Regions from separate parts of the Homo sapiens genome. Here region 1 is linked to region 2. The links are chromatin loops, found by intact Hi-C in ENCODE. Cell type or tissue: ovary. All regions are shown on one strand. Links, peaks and the distances in the headings refer to the core of each region. The heading gives the core; the rest is flanking DNA. Region 1 holds the start of KCNT2 (potassium sodium-activated channel subfamily T member 2). Region 2 holds the start of CFH (complement factor H).

Region 1 (10,601 bases), core at 1,633-9,632, 42 kb before region 2:
ATGAGAGAGAAGCAATTATCTAAGGATGGCGTAAAGATAATACAAAGACATATCTATTCATTACATATATTATAATATATATTATTAATCACATATTTGTAATATATGATGCATTACATAATATACAATTTTAGCATACAATATACAATATTTTATAATACATATATTACAAAAGCAATGCATATCTGTTACATATACACTATATACATTACATGTACATTATGCCAGTGTATGTGTATGTGTTTTTACCTACACAAAAGGTGGCACAATATAAATTTAGATGACCTACTTATCCAAAGTTGATTCACAGAAAATCTATGGTATGGAATACACATTTCCTACACCTAATAGGCCCATCAATATTATGTCTTTAACAACACCCATTTGAGCATCTATCATATGCTTCATTCATTTTCATGTGCCAGTCAACTATGACCTAAGATGGAGTTTGAAATTCTTACAGTGAGGAACAAGGTAGAAAGTGTTTATACTCCTACATTTGGAACACAATTCCCCCATCATTACAAGGATGTGGCTCTCTACATCCAGAAAACAGCTATCTTGATGCAGATTCTCCCAGAAGGTAAGCTTGAGATAGGATTGCAGCAAAAGCAGTTCATTTGGGAATTGATCACAGATAAAATACCAGTAGGGGAGAAGAGAGACAGAAGCCAATAAAGCTTTCAGTATTAAGCCAGTTATCACTGCGGGCAAGTGGAGCTCAGTCCCTTTGGACACAGTGTAGAACATGCTTCAGAATTCTCCAAGCTAAGGAGCAAGGAAGCAAAAGTATTGATTCAGAAACAGCCTATTTACTCAGTGACACTCCAGCTTGTTCTCCAAGCAGGACTTGGATGCACCTGAGGTTGGTGGTGGGGAGAAAACCTCATGCAGGAGGTGTTCAAAGAAAGTTGCTTTGAGAATATGGGCAGAGCACTAAATGTATCTGTTGTTGGAAATGATCTACCTACTCCTACATGAAAGAGGGCTTCCTCCTCAACTCTATAAGAATTGAGTCCAAGAAGATAACTGAGTAGAATGAGATTGCTATCCAGGCGTAATTGCAAAGAGGAATTTGTCACCATATTATAGACAAGGAAGATGACTTTACCTACCACATATTAGCTTAGGAGTCTGAAAAGGGAGAAAAAAAGGATTGCAAAGGGCAAATCAGAAGTGAAGAAGGGAACTAATATTTAATGAGCACCTAAACTATGCTAGGTGCTGTAAATTATTCTTATAAGTTCAAATAAATTAAGTGAAAAGAACTTAAGAATTTCTTGAGGGATTTGAATAATAATAAACTGAACTGAAGAGTTATCTTTACACTGATAAGATATAATATCCAAGACACGTATTTAATTTACCAAAATTTCAGTTTCCTTGTGCCTAACATAATTGCCTGCTATTCAGAGTTTGTCTGAGGATTAACTAAGAAAGAACATACCGCACAGTTAAAAGAACTTGGGAGTACTTATTTCCAACTAAATGTTAGTTCTGCGCCTCTCCATCCTTCCTCTTGTCACAGTTTTATAAGGTAGACAGTATAATTCCCATTATAAAAAATAATATTGCTGAATCTCATAATGGCTGAATGACTTTCCCAAGGCCACTCAGCTAGTGAAGGAAACAGCCAAGGACTGAATCTGGGTTTCTCTGATTCCAAGTATCTTGCCTTCAAAGATTAACAACAAATGGAACCAAAACCAAAGAATAGTTTTCCATGAAGCCACAAAAGTAGCCAAATCCTTAAAAATGGTTGAATGATTGTTTTAAATATTTAATAACTTATTTTAGTAGTAAATGTGGCCTGCTTTTTAAGTTAAAGTTGGGCTAGCATAACCTTTTAATAGAACATAAAATTTTAACCATTCTGCAAAACTTTTTTAATATGGCACTGATCCATTTAGGCAGTGTTCAACTAACCAAAATTCTTAATTACTAAAATATTTCTGCAGCATCCTTAGAAAAATGAGGGCAACCACATGAAAATTAACATATTGGATATGATATTTAAAACAAACAAACAACAATACCATCACTATAACCAAAGTATGTGCTTTATGTGTTTAATCTATCTCACACTTTCTACAAAGAGGATTTCTATTCTATATAATGATCCTGAGGTCCTGAACTAAATATACATTCAGTCACTAGGAACACCATGCTACACTTACTAAGCCATTTAACCAGGCTAATGCAGTTTATCTAAATGTCAATTTGTATTACAAATTCACTTAAAAATTATTTTCTTTATCTTCAGTTTACCCAAACACTTTACAAGAATACTGAGAAATTGGTATTACTTCTTTAAATTTTTAGCCAATATGTGTGGTTTTGCCTAAAAAAGAGATTGAACCAAAATATCCTCTACAAAACATCCATCTCCTTTCAAATTACTAATATGAGACCAAACAAGATGCCCATAATTGATGCTCAAGATAAAATCCTCAGTGTGTAGAGACAGGAGTTGGTATTGGGAGCTGAAAAGGTGAAGAAAAGAAATAGAGTGTATTGGTCAGTGGTGAATGAGGAGGGGATTTTGGATTGGACCAATAATGGATCTTTTATATAACTAAAATAGCACATCAATACTAAACTAAACTTCAATGAAACATTTCAATTGAGTTGAGAACCTAGTTAGTATACATGTATTATTTTAAAACAAAGAAATGTGGCATGTGATATATGGGATGACTATTCCAGAAAATACTAAATTCGCTGAAATACAAAATGTGCTTGAGACAGAAATAGACAGAGGAATTTCAGAAGTTTGTGCAAAGCAGTAATGCTATAAATAAAACACATGAACAATATTTTGCTAACAATAAATATTCTAGTTTTGAAACTTAATTTTAATTTTGAGACATATATTCTGTTTCAGTTAAAAAAATATACTAGTTATGAAAAGGTTGTATCATGTTATACAAACATCATTATTCATAATGGTCAGAGTCACCTGTTCAAAGTGAGTATATTGTATTAAAAAGGTTGTCATTTTCACTAACTACCTGTTACATATTTAAACCAATTGTCTACTTAAAACTCCAAAATGTTTAAACAGCATAAAATTTCCAGTGCCAAGTAGATACCTACTCAAGACAACACAGACAAGGAGGAGGTAAATAGACTCAGGAGATTTTAAGTTTCTAATGTGCTTTTTCAAACAACTTGCATGCAATTTTGAGTTTGATTAACCACACCTAAGGAAAAAATGCAAATTTTCTGGAAATGATATTGCATACCATTTGGGTGTATTGTACCTCTGATACCAGCCTTATACACATCCTAGAAAAGCACAGATAGACAAAAGAATAAGCACCAAATGAATGCAATAAATACCTTGCAAGAATAAGAAAAGTGTAAAGAAAAAGAGTTCCTTATCTATAGCAACAGTTATATAGAGTCAAAATGGAGAGACAAATCAGAGTCTCTTTTACTCCCTCCCCCAGCCTAGTCTCCCTCTCTGGCTCCGTTTTCCTTTTCTCCCTCCTTTCCCCACTTCGGCCCTCCCATTTCCGTCTCTTTTTCAGCAATATTTACAGAACAATCCTCCACCACACCACTCACCTGTCGTCGTTTTGCCATCCTTGGTCCCCTAGCAGCAAATCTCGAAACCTGTACCTGGGAGGCAGAGGGGGCACTTCGCTCTCCAAATCAACCATCCTTCCTCAAAGAGTGGGAAACATCAAACAACAAATGGAGGAGAGGAGGGAGAAAGAAAGAAAATATTGCGGAGTACAGGGAGAGGACTAACAAGACGCTGTGGCCGAGAGAGGGATGGGAGAAGGGGAAGGGGACAGGGAGGGGGAGGGGGTCCGCTTGGAGCCGGAAGCTAAGGCTTGAAAGGGGGCTGGCTCCTCTTTCCCGAGGGTGTAATGGGGATGATGCAAACCCAACCCAGGAGCAAAAGTCTGGCTCTGACAAGAATCAACGCTGCCAAGGAACCGCCCCCAGGCTCGGCACCGCCTCTGGTCCCCAGGACTAGGGGGAGGCGGGTATAAAAAGTTACTTCGCCGAAAAAGACGCGCGGTGCCTAGAAAGAGGGGAGAGGGGTGGGAGTGAGCGCCGCTTGATGGTGAAGCACTTTCCTTAAAGGCAGTTGCCAGATCCTCCCAGAGGGCAGCCTCCCGGCTACTGTTCCCTCGGGCGGGCTTGCATCCGGCACAGCCCTGAGCTGGCGGGAATCGGGGGCGGTGGGTTTCGGCCCCAGACGCGGCCAACCCGGCTCTCCCCGCAATCTCCCTGTGGAGATGGAGCTGGAGGCCCAGCCAATGAGACTCCCCCTCATTAGCATAGCACAGTGACGGCACGGGGGTGCCTTGGGGACAACCAATGGGGGCGAGCTAATTAGCGGATTGCGGGGCTCCAGACCCTTCTCTGGGAGGAGGGGGGCCAGGGTGCTTGGAGTGTTCCACTATGCCACGAGCTCCCTCGCTTTGATTGCCTTCAGTCCAGGTGGGCGGGATGAAAAAATTGCACGTTTCTGGAAAGGGAATCCCCACTCTCAGCCCCAGGAAAATCCCATTTTTTTCTCACATTCTGAAAGAAGGGAGGTGTTTCCCTGAACTCGGGGAAAAAGAAGGGCCACCTTAGGCCGCTGAAGAGAAGCATTTAGATGACAGGGAAAGCACATGGAAACGCACTGAGGATTTTACAGTGGTGAGTTGCTGTTACTGCTGTCGCTGCTACTAGCAGCGTTGTGGGCTTCCAGGTGGCCTGGCCTCAGCCTTCGGTCCCCTCCTATTAGTGGTTCACACGGAGGAAGAAGTGAGCCCGAGAGAACAGGGTCTGTTTTTCAGTAAGAACCACTGCTTACATGAACCCTGCTACACAAGCTATGGTTCTATTTGCGCTTACCGTTCTTTCCTTCAAAAACTGATTGCATCAGAGTATATACAGACCGAATACCAACCACCTGACAGCCTGGGCCGGAGGATAACCATATGGCTTCTCCTGCCCTTACTTAAGAACCGCTCTGTGTGGAGGAACAAGCTTGTTCCTTGATAAATGGATACGATGTGAGAGACAATAATCAAAGAACATACAGAGGGATTTGGAAATACCTGTGAGGTACACATACTTCTTCGAGGTGGGGGTCAAGGAAGACATTGAAAATGAACCAAGCCTTCTATATTCGTTCGCAGCCTACTTTAGGGAAAAGAGCAAAGGTGAAGCAAGCAGAGAGAATAGTATGAGTAGAGGCATAGGGATTTTTTAGAATATTTGGCTTATCCAGAAAATAGTGATTAATTTGGCATGATTAATGCTCAGTAGAGGTCATGTAGCAGAGGGTTTATTTAAGAAGCTAGAAATGAAGGAAGAAATTACCAAAACTTGTAACATCAAATGAAATACAATGACTACTGAAACCTGAAGAATAGCAGTTGAAATAAAAGTCATACTGTTTGTCTCTGTCTTCAAAATCCTACTCATCCTTCCAGACCCATCTCAAATTACATATCCTCCATTAGATTTCTTGGTTTTTCCAGCTTCTTATGATGTCTTCTTCCTTTGAACCCCTTTGTTTGAACCCTTCATAACCCATGTGAGTATTTTGCCTGGAATGCTTACTATAACCTGACCCGCTATACGATTATCTGTGCGTTTTTCTTTCAACTCTTCCCCTCTCCCTGTGGCTTAGCTGCCTCTAGCACGGGACCTTCAAAATAGCCACATTTCAACAAATAGGTGTGGAGTTGCATTAAAAGCTATTAAATCTAGGAAATTAAGCATGTTTTTTTCCATCCATGCTTGCACTCCTGTGGTATGTGTTTGTTTATGAAATCATAATTTAGCACGAACTTTTGTAATTACTTTGCTAAATAAGAAAGTAATATTGCTACATTATTAGTTTATACAGATAGAGATAGAGAGAGAGATCTGGTTTATATTTTAGACCTTATCATCTCCTATTAAAATGATTCTATTAATTTTATTTGTAATGTTCCAAGTTAATATTTATAGTTACAGTCTAACTGTATTATTTGGATGACAGAAAATCTGAAATATTTACATATCATTAACAGACTAAAAATCAAGACACTGAAAAAAGAAAAAAAATAGCAATCGATTGTTAGTCCTGGGATGCTGGAGGTTAGAGGGTAAAGTAACATTTTACTTAAAAGAAAGCTATGTGCCTCTATTTTACCTTTTGTGAAAATCTTAGTCATTTGGCTTCCAAATACTCAGATAAAAGTTTAGGAGAGAACAAATAGTACATTAAAAATAAATAAATAAGAAAAAACCTACTCAGCTAATACTGTGTGCCATTATGGATACAAACTATACAAAGTAATGTGCTCAGGGCAACCAATTGGAAACTACCACATTGATGATATTTTGATTCTCTGGTGTGTCTTGAAATTGTCCAAGTGAATTTTTTTTACTATAAACTTAAGAAAATTAGAAGAATAATGTATTATAGGAAATGCTATTGATATGGTTTGGCTCTGTGTTCCCACCCAAATCTCATCTTGAATTGTACTCCTATAATTCCCATGGGTTGCAGGAGGGACCCGGTGGGAGACAATTTGAATCAAGGCAGTAATATACGCCGTACTGTTCTCATGATAGTGAATAAGTCTCGTGGGATCTGATAGTTTTATCAAGGGTTGCCGCTTTTGCATGCTCCTCATTTTCTCTTGCCACCGCCATGTAAGAAGGACCTTTAGCCTCTCATCATGATTCTGAGGCCTCCTCAGCCATGTGGAACAACTGTAAGTCCAGTTAAACCTCTTTTTCTTCCCAGTCTCGGGCATGTCTTTATCAGCAGCGTGAAAATAGACAAATACAGTAAATTGGTACCAGTAGAGTGGGCATTGCTGAAAAGATACCCAAAAATATGGAAGCGACTTTGGAACTGGGTATCAGTCAGAGATTGGAACACTTTGGAGAGCTCAGAAAAAGAGAGGAAAATGTGGAAAAGTTTGGAATCTCCTAGAGACTTGTTAAATGGCTTTGACAGAATTGCTGATAATGACATGAACAATCAAGTCCAAGCTGAGGTGGTCTCAGATGGAGATGAGGAACTTGTTGGGAACTGGAGTAAAGGTGACTCTTGTTATGTTTTAGCAAAAAGACTGGCGGCATTTTGCCCCGCCCTAGAGATTTGTGGAACTATGAATTTGAGAGAGATGATTTTAGGGTATCTGGCAGAAGAAATTTCTAAGTAGCAAAGCATTTGAAAGGTGACTTGGGTGCTGTTAAAGGCATTCAATTTTAAAAAGGAAACAGAGTATAAAAGTTCAGAAAATTTGCAGCCTGACAATGCAGTAGAAAAGAAAAACCCGTTTTTTGAGGAAAAGTTCAAGCTGGCTGCAGGAATTTGCATAAGTAACAAGGAGTCAAATGTTAATCCCCAAGACAAAGGGAAAAATGTCTCCAGGACATGTCATAGGTCTCCATGGCAGCCCTGCCCATCACAGACCTGGAAACCTGGGAGGGAAAAATGGTTTCATAGGCCAGGCCTAGGGTCCCCATTCTGTATGCAGCCTAGGGACTTGGTGCCCTGCATCCCAGCTGCTCCAGCCATTGCCAAAAGGGGCCAACGTACAGCTCAGCTGATTGTTTCAGAGGGTGCAAACCCCAAACCTTGGCAGCTTTCTCCCATTTAGAAACGGGTGTATTTACCCAATACATGTACCCCATTGTATCTAGGAAGTAACTAGCTTGCTTTTGATTTTACAGGCTCATAGGTGGAAGGGACTTGCTTTGTCTCAGATGAGACCTTGGACTGTGGGCTTTTGGGTTAATGCTGAAATGAGTTAAGACTTCGGGGGACTGTTGGGAAAGCATGATTGGTTTTGAAATGTGAGGACATAAGATTTGGAGGGGCCAGGGGTGGAATGATATGGTTTGGCTCCGTGTCCCCACCCAAATCTCATCTTGAATTGTACTCCTATAATTCCCATGTGTTGTGAGAGGGACTTAGTAAGAGATAATTTAAATCCTGGGGGCAGTTTCCCCCATACTGTTCTCATGGTAGCAAATAAGTCTCATGAGATCTGATGGTTTTATCAGGGGTTTCCCCTTTTGCATCCTCCTCATTTTCTCTTGCCACTGTCATGTAAGTGCCATGTAAGTGCCATGTAAGTGTCTTTCACCTCCCTCCATGATTCTGAGGTCTCCCCAGCCATGTGGAATGTAAGCCCAGTTAAACCTCTTTTTCTTCCCAGTCTCAGGTATGTCTTTATCAACAGCATGAAAACAGACTAATACAGCTATTCTGGCATTTTTTAAAATATAGCAATATTTGGGCATTGAAACACATTTATAATTGGAAGATCATTTTGCTCCTTGTATTTTTTTTTCAGTCTTCTGTAGGTGTACTTTTTCTTTTTTGTCGTTAATTTTGACTTCTGTTTCTCCCATCTGTCTTTCTACTCTTTCATTCGTTTTTTTCTTGTCATGTCATGTCATTTCCTGCTGTTAAAATGTATTTTCCTCTTTCACTCTTTTTACCTTTGTTTCCCTTTTTCACTGTGCTCTTTTAATTGCCTACCTCATAGAGCCTTTCCTTTCTCTATGTTTTATTCTACTATGACTTGAGATTTGCTTTTTGGAAACAATTTTAAACTTAGTTCTGAACATTGCAATTTTGTATCTTACTCACTGATGTTCTTAAATCTTCTAATCAACATCTAGTGTAAGTTAGAGCAACAGAGGAGATTGCCCCACACTAAGAAAAAAGAACTTTGTAAAATGTCCTGAATGATTATGCCAATGGGGTAGAGTAAGTATTTAAAAAATGAAGATTAAGGAGAATGGCTTCCTGGTTTTAGAAATTTTATTCTTTTTATTTTCTAGAAAACATATGTGATACCTTCTCATTTCTCCTTCTTTTTTAATAAAAACATTCGTGTTTTAAAAATCTCTGGTTTCCAATACACTGATTGATTATACTGATGTTTTAACACAAAAAGAAAAGATTCATTCCCAAGGGTGAAGAATAATTTAATTAACAATTTTAACACCTTATTGATAATTAAGTTGTGATGAGCTCATAAATGTGTAATGAACACAGTTGCATTCATAGAATATGATGGGGATTTTTACCCAAAACTCAAAATATGTGTCTATCACATATGTCATTTTTATGATAAAATTCCTAAAGTTGTCAATGATTATGTCTACATAGCCCTGTAACTACTATTTGAAAATAAAATTTAAAAAGATAAGAAACTTACTATATATTAGGCTACCCACTTATAGATACTTCATCTTTGTAGGCAGAAGATGCGATAATCCACATACCTTCAAACAGCATCATTAAGCTACATAATATCTCTATGAAGGTGGTTGTATGTTCTACTATGGGTTTCTTTTTGTTGGTTTATTTGTTGTGTTTTTGTTTTTGTTTTATGCCAAGTCTCTTTTATACCAATCTACTATTTTTTATCAATAAAAATGTATTAAGTGGTTACTATGAATTGAACTTTTTGTAGTCTAATGAGTGAGGGTAAGTAAGTGCTGAGAGACAGAGAATCCAGCAGATAAACTAGAATATAATAAGCCTCAATAGTGATTAGTACAGGCCGCTGTGCTGCTAATGAGCACATAATGACACATGATTCCAGTTTTGGAAAATCAGGGAAGGCTGTCTGTAGAGGCTGATATCTATACTGAAGAATAAAAAATTGGGTGAGTAAGGTGGAGGCAAAAGTAGCAGCAAGTAAAGTATACAGGCACAAATGACAGCAATGAGAAAGCATGGGTGGATCCAGCAAATGCAAAAGCTTCATAGACTTTGAGCAGGGGCATGAGTTTGGGTGAGAAGGAGTCAAAGAAGGAGGGTGAAAAAAAGGCAAGATTGGCACCTTCATTTATTAACAACCATATCAGAAGAGCCTTGTGTACTATGCCAACAAGGTTGGGTTTTATTTTGAGGACAATGATGAATCTTTTAAGGATTTTAAGCAGGTAAGTGGCAAAGCCCAATTCATGCTTTGGAAAGATCACTGTGGTAGCAGTGTAGGTAAGTGATTGGTGGGACAAGAATGTAAGAAAGGAGACCATTTATGAGCTATACAGTATTTTAGTAGAGATATGTCAATTGTCTGAAATGAGGCAGTGGTGACAATGCACATGAAATCAAACAACAGATTTATAAGAAATTAAAATGACAGAATTGATGGGATAGTAATGGAGAGATTGTAAAACTTAATGGAGAGTGAAGAATCAATGATAATTCCTAGGCTTCTGGGATTAGTAAGTAGGTGGAGGGTATTACTGTTGGATGAGAGGGAAATACAGAAGTAGGTTTGAGTGAGAAAATGATTTTGCTTTGAACCATTTGCAAAAGGTCAAATGGAGAATTCCCGAGGGTTTGAATATATGGGTCTGAATATCAAGAGCAAATATTTTTCCAGAGATACAAAACTGGGAACGCTCAACATGTAGGTGGCTGTTGAAATTGAGGAAGGATAAATGCACCTGGTTCTTACACTATGAAAGAAGAGGTGGGTAGAGACTGAGCCCAAAGACCACTAGGGAGAAGGATGAATGGAGAGGTGGGAGCAAAACCGACGGGAATTCAACTTCTCCCACCAGAGCAGAGAGACACGTGTTCCTCTATTTTCTTGATTAGTTTTATTCTGTGA
Region 2 (10,601 bases), core at 1,105-9,104:
CCTCCATCTATTTTAATACAACCGCCAAAGCACCATTACTTAAATAATGCATGACTTACATTTCTTCCTCAATTAGATCTATCAAAGATTCTTTATTGCCTGTAAAATAATTTGCAAGTTTTTGATCTGGAATTCAAACCATTCCTCATTTAAAGCTCCTTTTACTTCTTCCACAATTTCCTTGTGCAAAACCACTGCTCCAATGTGAGTCTTCTCATTAATTCTAGATTAGTCCCCACACTTTCCTATTCTTCACAGTCTCAGTGGTACTCTTCCCTTAAACTACAGTGTAATATCCAAGTGTTCTTAAAATCATCCCTGATCAAAACCAGTGTTCAGTAATTTCTCTTTCTTGTAAACTTCCTTCGAAAATTTTAATCATAACAGTCATTTGTTACTTAGCATAGATATTAACTATTTCTAATTTTTTAAATATGGATTTTTCTCTAATACAAATTTATATCCTTACTCTTCTAAATTTTTAATGTCCAAATATACATAGTATGTATTTGCTGAGAATGTGCCAACATGAATATTGAAAATAAATTGGATCCATTTCATGTTTAATCTTAGTATTAATAGTTAACTATTTACTATCTGGTCTTTCTAATGGTAATCTAATACTACATAATAATTTTATGAGTTTAAGGCATAATATGTTGCTAATTTTCTTATGTTCTGAATTTCTTTATAATAGACTTTTGTAGTTTTGAAAAGTATTGATGAAAAAAGGGAAACAAAAACACTCAATTGACGTTAGCCATCAGTCTTTGAAAAAAGGTAGGATAAAGAAAAAATAGTAAAAATAATACATCTGAAAGATATTTGTTGAAATTAATTCAAGAGGATTATTTCTACTTGGATAGTAGAGTGGCATTTTACATTCAACAATTGCAAATTAGGTGAAGATTTGTATAGCAAAATCATTCCTGTATGTACTTTAAATTATCCACAAACATATATATGTGTGTGTGTACCTTCAATACTTTTACAGTATATGCATAATTGTAAAATAAATAAATGTGAAGCATACACTAGAGTACATATGTGAATATTTTACTATATTTTTAAACACATATTTTAAACACAGACCACTGGATTTGATACCTGGCTCCAGCAATGTCTTGTGACCTTAAGGGAGTTGCTAAAATGTTCTGTGGTTCAGTTCAGTCATCTATACCTTTGAAAGAGTAATAGTCTCCCATTTCATTGTGTTGCATTAAGTATTGAATAAATGTGCTTAGATCTGTGCCTGGTATATAATTAACACTCAATAATATTAATCTTAGTAAGTTTCTGGAATACTCTCCAAGTGATAATATTGCTATTAGAATAGAAACCACTATTGGAAATTTAAGCCCCAGGTAAAATGTTTGGATTCATACTCAAACAGATAAAACTAAGGAAGGAATAAAGAAGAAGTTTAAATGATCTAGTATGTCAACATATGTGTTATCAGTTAAATCAAATTAAACTTCAGAATGATAGTTCAGAATTCGAATTTGCTTGATTATTCATATATCCATGCTATTTTATTTCTTATTTTTCTCAGAACAAATGACTAAGTCTAACTCTTATTCCTTATATTTTTATTACAAAAATAAAAATAAAAATAAAATAAAATGTAAAATTCACATTGGAAGCAAAATTAGAGTTAGGGTGGGCCATTTAATATGAGAAAATGACCAATGCAAAAGAAGGATATCACAATTCTAAATACGTATGCAAGCATCATCATAGCCCTAAAATATATAAAGATTCACAGCATTAAACAGGGAAATACACAAATCCACATTTATAATGGGAGATGTAATACACCCTTTCAATATCTGATGGAATAATCAGACAAAAACATAATAAAAATACAAAAGATTTTAACAAATTACAAACTTGACCTACTGACATAGGTAGAATTTTGACTATAATGGGCCATAAAGAAAGACTCATCAAATTTTAAAACAGTGTAATTATTTAGAATATGAAATTAAAAAAGAAATCAATTTAAAAGATAACTAGAAAGCCAAAGTTCCCAGAAATTTACACTTTAGAAAAGTTTTAAAAATAAACTATTACAGTAAGAAGAGCTTGGTGATATAGACCCACACATATCCAGCACCTGACTTATGACAAAGGTGAAAGCATGTCAGTACAGAGGAAAGAATGATACTTTCGTTGAATAATGCTATAACAATTGGATATCTCTATTTTAAAAATGCATCTGGAGCTTTTTATTATGCTATACACAAAAGACAATTACAGTTGTTCTAAAGGTCTTAAATGTGAAAGATAAAATAATTCTTTTAGAAGAAAAGCATTGTGTTCTAGGACTAGGCAAGCTTTCATTAAATAGGACACATAATGCACTAGTCATAGAAAAAAATTGAAAATTTGCTCTATTTTAAAATTAAGGAATTCTTTTTATTATTATAAAAGACATGTAATACTGAATAGAAAGAAAACCCACAGACTGGAAGAAGGTATTTATAATACATATTAATAAGATTATTTTCATATCTAGAATATATAAGTAATTATATATAAACAGTTCCTACACTCCAATAAGTCAAAGACAAACAACTCAATAAGAAAAAAATATGCAAAGGATTTGAATAGAACCTTTACCAAAGAGGGTATCTAAATGACCAGTTACCACAGGAAAGTTTCTCAACTTCATGTTAAGGGCAGGAGACAGGGAAATACTGGGTAGAAGAGGGTGGTCCCCAAGCAAAGGCCCCACCCTCAAGCCTGAAGACCTGTGGCCCTAAATGAGGACAGGCATTTCAGGTTTCACACCCAAAAAGTTGCCTTTTGGCCCGCCATGCCCCGCTGTCGTACCCCCATATAAATCCCAAACTCCAAGCTCCAGAAGAGACCTACAAGTGAGGAGACGGAGAGGCAAGCCGACAAACAGGCCTGCGATGGCAGAATGACACAGCAGAGAAAGAGAGGAGGGACATCTGGACTCCGAGGGGAGTTTGGCCAGGGACGGGTGGAGAAGAGTCTGGCCACTGGGAGGCCTGACACTGGGCGAAGGTCACCTTCCCACTCCATCTTGCTGACAGCCACCTCCACCACTCAATAAAAAGTTGCCCTCATCCCTCGAGCCCCCGTGTGATCCGATTCTTTTGGGACACTGGGCAACAGCTGGGGATATAGAGGGCTATTTCACTGTCCCACTACCCATGAGATAAGGAAGAGGGTTTGTTGAGCTGATTAACACATAAACCATTTGCAGATGGCAAAGCTAAAGGAGCACACTGTAACATACGCCCACTTGGGCTTCGGAAATCGCAGACACCCACCCCTAGATGCTGCTGTGAGGCCAGAGCCCGAAAGCGCTCACTCCGGTTCCCGCACCGGTGCATCTGTGTGCTCCCCCTCCCCGTAAGGGGTTTGAGCTGCAGGGCGACCTAACTGGCAAGCCGCACACCTGTTGCATGTCCTTCAAGGGGAATCAGGGATCTCTCACATTTCAATTAGTCATCAGGAAAATTCATATTATAACCACGGAGAATTATTGCTTTGTGTTACCAGAAAAGCTAAAATTACAAGGATTAAAATTACCAAGTATCTCTGAGGGTATGGAGCAACTTGGACACTGCTGATAGAAATGTCAAGTGATGTCAAGTGTTATAATCCATTTGGAAAATTGTCTAATTTTATCCATTACACCTAAACATAAATTATGTCCCAGTGTTTCACTACCAAGTATGCACTTACCAGAAATGTGGATTGTGTTTACCAAAAACCTCATAATATAAGGCCCATAGCAGCACTATTCATACCAGCTCCAAACTAAAATCTGCTCAAATGCTCACTAACAGGCACACAGATAAATAAAATGTGAACTATTCAAAAAGTGGAGTATTAAATCGCAATAAGAATGAACTATCTGTAACTACATCTAACAATGTGTTTGAATGGTCCAAACACAATTTTTGGTGAAAAACTCTAAACATAAGAATAAACTGCTTCTTTTTCATTATACAAAGTACAAAAGCCAGACAAATATATTCCATGTTCTTGAAGATCAGAATCGTGGTCTCTGTGTGTGGGGGGTGTGGGAGAGGGTTGAGAGGCGTATTGACTGAAAAGGAGTACTGGGGTTTTCTGGGATGTAATAATGTTCAGTGTTTTGACCTTGGTGGTGGTTTCACAGGTATCTTTACCTTCTCAATATCCAGCATATGATTTATGTTTTCCTTATACATATTACACTACAATACAAAGTTTTAAAAATCAGCATTTCAATTTGTTGATTTTTGGATTATTAAACCTATTTACGTCAAATGAGAGTGAGCCAGTTGCTTCATACACATATACAAAAAGTATTTAGAAAACTAATTTCATAAATTGCTAGAAAAGCAGACCCCCAAATTCATCAAGCACTGCATTCTTGGCAAAGTTTGTACACATTGTCTGGGTGCTGATTGTGAAAACATTGCCTAAACCAAAGTTTTGTATGTGATTTCTTTTAAAGTTTCTCTTATTTCCTGTTCTGAGGTTTATACACAATAGACCCGAATAGAGTTTGAATAATTGAAGGGTTTATGAAATCCAGAGGATATCACCAGCTGCTGATTTGCACATACCAAGAACATGAACATTTTCCAACGGAGAATTTCCCTAGCTTAATAAGAAAAAGTCCAAGAGCCGGTCACAGCATTAACATTTAGTGGGAGTGCAGTGAGAATTGGGTTTAACTTCTGGCATTTCTGGGCTTGTGGCTTGTGGTTGATTTTTTATTTACTTTGCAAAAGTTTCTGATAGGCGGAGCATCTAGTTTCAACTTCCTTTTGCAGCAAGTTCTTTCCTGCACTAATCACAATTCTTGGAAGAGGAGAACTGGACGTTGTGAACAGAGTTAGCTGGTAAATGTCCTCTTAAAAGATCCAAAAAATGAGACTTCTAGCAAAGATTATTTGCCTTATGTTATGGGCTATTTGTGTAGCAGAAGGTAAGATTAAAAGAGACTCTTTTCTGAAAACTGTATTATGAAACATTTGCTAATGATGCTTTTCACAGGAGTAATAAAAATTTGATTTAGAAAATGTGCTTAAGTATTCTGTAACTTGACAATTGAGTGGCTTTTGACATTGTTGAGTTTAAAAAATGTAAGAACCTTATTTGAATGGTATATCTAAATATTCATCATAATTATATTTAATATAAAATAGAATAAAATGTTTTAATAAACATTTCTGAAAAACTATGATCTGGAATAATCATTTCCCTTGTAATTATCATAAAATGTAATTTACTTTTTTGCTTAGGAGTATAACCAAAATGTATTATGTGAAAGCATTAAGAAGGATGTGAATATACATAGTCAATAAAAGCCATCAAATCATAATGATTAGATTTATTTCAAATATGATTTTAACTCTTCCTAAATAAAAATTCATTTATCATTTACAACTGATATTGTCATGACCTTAGAATTCTTGTAGACAAGTATTACTTGTATTATCAGAATAAAAATATTATATAAATTTGAAACCCAATTGAATATACAATATTTGTAACAGTTAAGTTGTTCAATAGAGATTTTTTTCCTGTAGTTGTATATAACATATATTCTTGAAGAGCAGTCTTTTGGAGTAGTGAATATGAATGTAGGAGTTTTTTTCTGACCTCAGTAAGACAATTTCTGGATTCATAATAAAATTTAATTATATCACTGCTTCTTGATAGATTAAAAAGCTTATTCTTGGAGGAGGTTTGCTTTCCTAGTTTTTGATAGGTAACCAGTTATGTGATAGATATTTGGTAAACATTTTTAAACTGAATGAATTACATATTATTCATAATTTCTAAAATCTTTTCACTTAGTAAAGAAATTTTGATTGAGTGACCATTACATAGCCTCTAGGAACTGAAGAATATTAGCAAATAATACAAATCTCTGTTTCAGTCTTCCAATCTAGAAAATAAAAGCAGATATATTCTTATAGTTATACACTTTGGTAATTTAAAAAATATTCAAATATGTTTAATACCTTTTGAAAGGTTGAATTATTTTCAGTTATATTTTCTAATGTTATTGCTTGTTCTTTGGCTTGTAAACTTTATATGTAGCCACTTTTTAAATGAAGAAAACAATTATTTCCTTGTACATATAAATATTATAATTAGTATTTTAAAATGAAACCTTTTTGTATTTACAAACAGTTCCAGAACAATGTCAATATTACCTATTGTAAAAGACATCTTTTTCTGTTTCTTTGTGTAAATATTTCTGTCTTTTCTTACTAAATTTATGGGAATGTTTCTAACGTTTCATACCTACATACTGTTTGCTCCAGTTTTACATAGATACCATTTGTCATATAAGGGAGATTTGTTTTATTTCTAATCTTTAAAATCAAGAATCAATGGCAAGTTTAATAAACAGTTTAAGTTATTAAAAAGTTGAATTTGAAATATTATTAAAATAGAGTACATCAAAGTATATGTGATAATTAAACAATAGTGATTTAAACATCTTATTTACATAATTGATTATTGCTGACTTGTTTCACTTTTATTTTATTTTTCATCAATGTGTGTTTAAATGTGGTATCAGTTTCTACTGGTGAATTGAACATCGGCACTATATATGTTATGGTGAAAATGATATAAATCTGATTATTTCCTAAAAGATAAAGCACAACTTTGTATTTAAAGCAATGCTTAGGCCAGCCTCATAATTTTCATAAAAGCACATGTAATGCAAAAGCCAATGGAGAAAAACTACATGAATTTTCAGTGGATATCAGACTCCTAATTTATTCCTTGTTTCCCAAATACTCTCTGAAACTAAACTAGTTCGAGATGTCCATCAGTTCTATTAATCTACCATATCTAAAAAATTTTTACTTAACAGAGTAGCTTTGATCATGAAAAATACTCACATATATTTCAATATTTGCTTCTGTTTATATTTTCCACATTGAATACTGAATACCAAATTGAGAAGATAGTTTGAATACTATCACAATCTGCTTTATTCAACAGCATAACATTTTAGCATTACTTCTGCTCTGTTAAGAGTGAACTTTCTTCAAAAAAAACACTATTCATTACTAAGAAAGAATTATAGCCAGCAGGAATAATTTGTAATTTCAGCTTTCTATTTGTTTTCTTTTTTTAATATATTGGGTACTACATAGAACCTTTCTAATGCAATATATTGTCTACAATAACATTTCCAATTGTGTAGGAACGTTAATTGCCTCCTTGTTTTAACAGTCTGGCTCAGGGGGTCACTGCAGGCTACTAAGAATTGGGTCAGATTTACAGGACAAAGTTTAAAATAACAGTTTCTCAATCGTACCACCTAATTTCACCTTTTTGAAATATAGTATGACCAAGGTTTTGAATATATTATGACCAAGCAGATTTTTTAGATTTAGGGTCTAACAATTGTGTACTATATGAAATTAGGCCACAGCCCAGAAATTCCAAGATGATTAAAGTGAATAAATTAAAACTCTACTGAAACATGTTCAAGTAAATACTGGCTGTGTTGTTTGGGAGACATGTTTTTTAATCCTGGAGATTTAGAGTGCAGAAACGTTATTTCAGGTCCCAGAAGACTTTATAGATCAGAGATTGATGGATTCCATTACAGTCAGAGAAAGGAGAATAGTGGTCTAAAATCCTAAATTGTATGTTTGAATTTCAGTGTGATAAATAAGAATTCCCCTTTGCTCCCCCAAACCCCCATATTTTCAGAGATAGTAGTATGTGTATTTATCTATATGGTGTGATTTAAATTGTGCGATGGCCCAATTGGCTTCAATATCTCATCTCCTCCTAAAATACTTTACGTGTTGATATTAATATTACTATAATTTCAACCAATCTGTCATTTACATGGAATGACAAATACACTGAATACATATTTTAGGATAGTTAAATTTAGTATTATTCATAATTTACTTTGAATTATTATCATCTGACAACTTCCCTGAAACAATTTCAGTGGGCGGGGGAGGGTAGAAATGGATGTTGATGAGGATAAGAATAGAACAAAGTGATTCTGGAAGATGGGGTTTTCCCAGGTAGGACAGATCTGCTGGTTGAAGTGCTATAGTGAGTGCTATAAGAGAAGGGGTAGAGAAAATGCCCACAGAAATGGCACGAGCCTGAGACGTCTGCCAAGGCAAGCTTTGCTTATTTTAAATTTAGGCATATCCTGGGAATGCATATGCTACTCTTTTGCCTACATATAATTTAAACTAAAAATGAAATATCTAAGTATTGCTAACTAAAATTATTCTTAGGTAGAAGTAAGTTCCCAAATATAAGTTCAAAAGCAGATTGGTAAATGTTCTTCATGTGTGGCCTTTGGTTTCTAAGATCTGAGCCAGTCTACATTGACCCACTTTTATTTGCTTAATCCTCGATTGTTTATTCTGCAGTCTTTTGCCACTTTTCATTCTTCCCAGTTATGCCTTCTCCTCCTCCCCACACACACCATCCCCCACCTGCCTAGGCCTTTGAGATTCTGCCACCCAATCTATCCCGTGCTCAGTTAACTAACGTGTACTTTACCCATTTCTTCACAAAACCATAGTACATGGAAAGGGGATGATGTAATTGACAAAAAAGTATTGCATTTTAGCTTAAAATTATAAGGAGTCATAAAAAGATAGCTCAGAGGAAATAAAGTAACTGAACATCAAAAAATGAAACAATAAAAAGGAAAGAAAAAACATTTGACAGAACACTTTTATTTCTTCTGACATTTTAACTTAGCCAAGTTTTTCATAAACCTTGTTAACTGGAAATGTAATAGATAGAAAAGTGATTATTCTTCCAGGCCGGGCATGGTGGCTCACACCTGTAATCCCAACACTTTGGGAGGCCCAGGTGGGTGGATCACCATGTCAGGAGTTCGAGACCAGCCTGACCAAAATGGTGAAACCCCATCTCTACTAAAAATACAAAAATTAGCCAGGCGTGGTGGCGCGTGCCTGTAATCTCAGCTACTCAGGAGGCTGAGGCAGGAGAATTGCTTGAATCAGGGAGGCGGAGGTTGCAGTGAGCTGAGATCATGCCATTGCCCTTCAGCTTGGGCGACAGAGGGAGATTCCATCTCAAAAAGAAAAAAAAAAAAAAGAAAGAAAGAAAGAAAGAAAAGGAAAAAGCAATATTCTTTCAGAAACTCCTGAACTGTAACATAAATTTAAGCTTAGGACACATAGGTCAGATGTACAATGGAATTACAAATGTTAGAGTTTCCTGGGTTCTTGCAACAGAGTTTTAAGTGCACTAAACAGTTATCACCTTGTCTTCTCTTATATTTTCTAGTCACTACTGTCTACTACGCTTTTTCCACAGGCTGTCCATAATCTACAGATATAATGGAAAGGCTTCCAGATAGTTTCATTGTTACTCATCTGTTCTTTCGCTCATTCATTTTTCCATCACTTTAACTTCCACAAGTACTACTTAGTAATACTTGGTACAATGTGTGTTGCGTTTTTTTTTTTTTTTCTCTATTTTCAGGGTCCTAATTGTACTGTCTCTTTGTGGCTGAGTTCGTTTTTTGTGACTGGAACAATAACTGGCATTAGAAATTAGCTATTCAAATACACATTTCAAGAAAGTTGTGGAATTTCAACCCATGTTCTGATAGTATCTTGTTTTATCTCTAATTATGACATACTTGTTATTCTATCCAACTTCATGTGACTATCGTCTATTCTCCTATCTGCTTTTTATGGTTCTGGAATTTTCTTCTTGCTCTTTTCACTGTTAAGTTGTTTGTTTGTTTGTTTGTTTGTTTTGAGACAGGATCTCGCTTTGTTGCCTGAGGCTGGAGTGCCCACGCTGGAGTGCAGTGGTGCGATCATAGTTCACTGCAGCTTCCAACACCTGGGCTCAAGCAATCCTCCTGCCTCAGCCTCCCACACCTAGCTAAATTTTTTTCTTTTCTTTTTTCTTTTTCTTTCTCAAATGCCTATTAAGTGTGACATAATCTCTATTCTGCTTTGTCTCTAGAGTTTGTTTCTTTAAACAATTCTTTACTCTGTTTACAAAGGTATATATGTTACTTCTGAAATGATCTTTATTCTCATGTTATTTATAAAATAATTTGAATATTTCTTATTTTGAAAAGCTAATTAGATCATATCGTATATATGCATATAGAATTGACCCTTGACCAATATGTGCTTGAACTTCAGGGGTCTGCTTACTATGTGAATTTGTTTCAACTAAACCTGGGTCAAAAATACAGTATTGGTGGGTTGCAAAACTTAAGCATAGGAAAAACTGACTTTTCGTACATGCGGTTTCCAGAGAGCCAAATGTAGAATTTAAGTATGTGCAGATTTTGGCCTGTGTGGGAGTCCTGGAATATATATCCCCTGTGTATACCAAAGCCAAAGGATTATTGAATAAATAGTATTACTATAGATCAGTGAGAAGATAAGAAAGAAATTTAATGCAAAATACCTATTTTTGCTATTTCTGTTTTGTTCATTTGCTTTATTTTTTTCCAAATTGATTTTGTAACTTTGCTTTATAATATATTCTGATACCTACTAAGTTTAGAAGTAGGCTATTTAAAAAATAATATCTACTGTTTTTTATGCACAAAATAATTTTAG

The links. Hi-C counts contacts between places; a loop is a spot of excess contacts. Peaks named below come from ENCODE experiments on the same cell type or tissue, not always from the same donor. Only the 100,000 strongest peaks of a DNase experiment are listed, where the experiment ranks them.
Region 1: a loop joins it to region 2, with 2.5 times the contacts of the local background. A loop is called at or near these places in 4 of 110 quality-filtered maps.

The regions. Positions count from the first base shown.
Region 1 is chr1:196,604,645-196,615,245 of GRCh38, forward strand. KCNT2 (potassium sodium-activated channel subfamily T member 2) reads right to left here and starts at 3,796. Exons shown (of 28, transcript NM_198503.5): 1 at 3,571-3,796. The coding sequence starts at 3,665. RefSeq lists an enhancer at 4,131-4,647. In ovary, for the core only: a CTCF peak has its summit at 4,658; DNase peaks (open chromatin) are centred at 4,007, 4,317 and 4,667; H3K4me3 peaks cover 1,797 bases; H3K27ac peaks cover 2,274 bases.
Region 2 is chr1:196,647,219-196,657,819 of GRCh38, forward strand. CFH (complement factor H) reads left to right here and starts at 4,825. Exons shown (of 22, transcript NM_000186.4): 1 at 4,825-4,957. The coding sequence starts at 4,900. In ovary, for the core only: a CTCF peak has its summit at 4,843; no DNase peak of the experiment used is centred there; H3K4me3 peaks cover 3,153 bases; H3K27ac peaks cover 2,853 bases.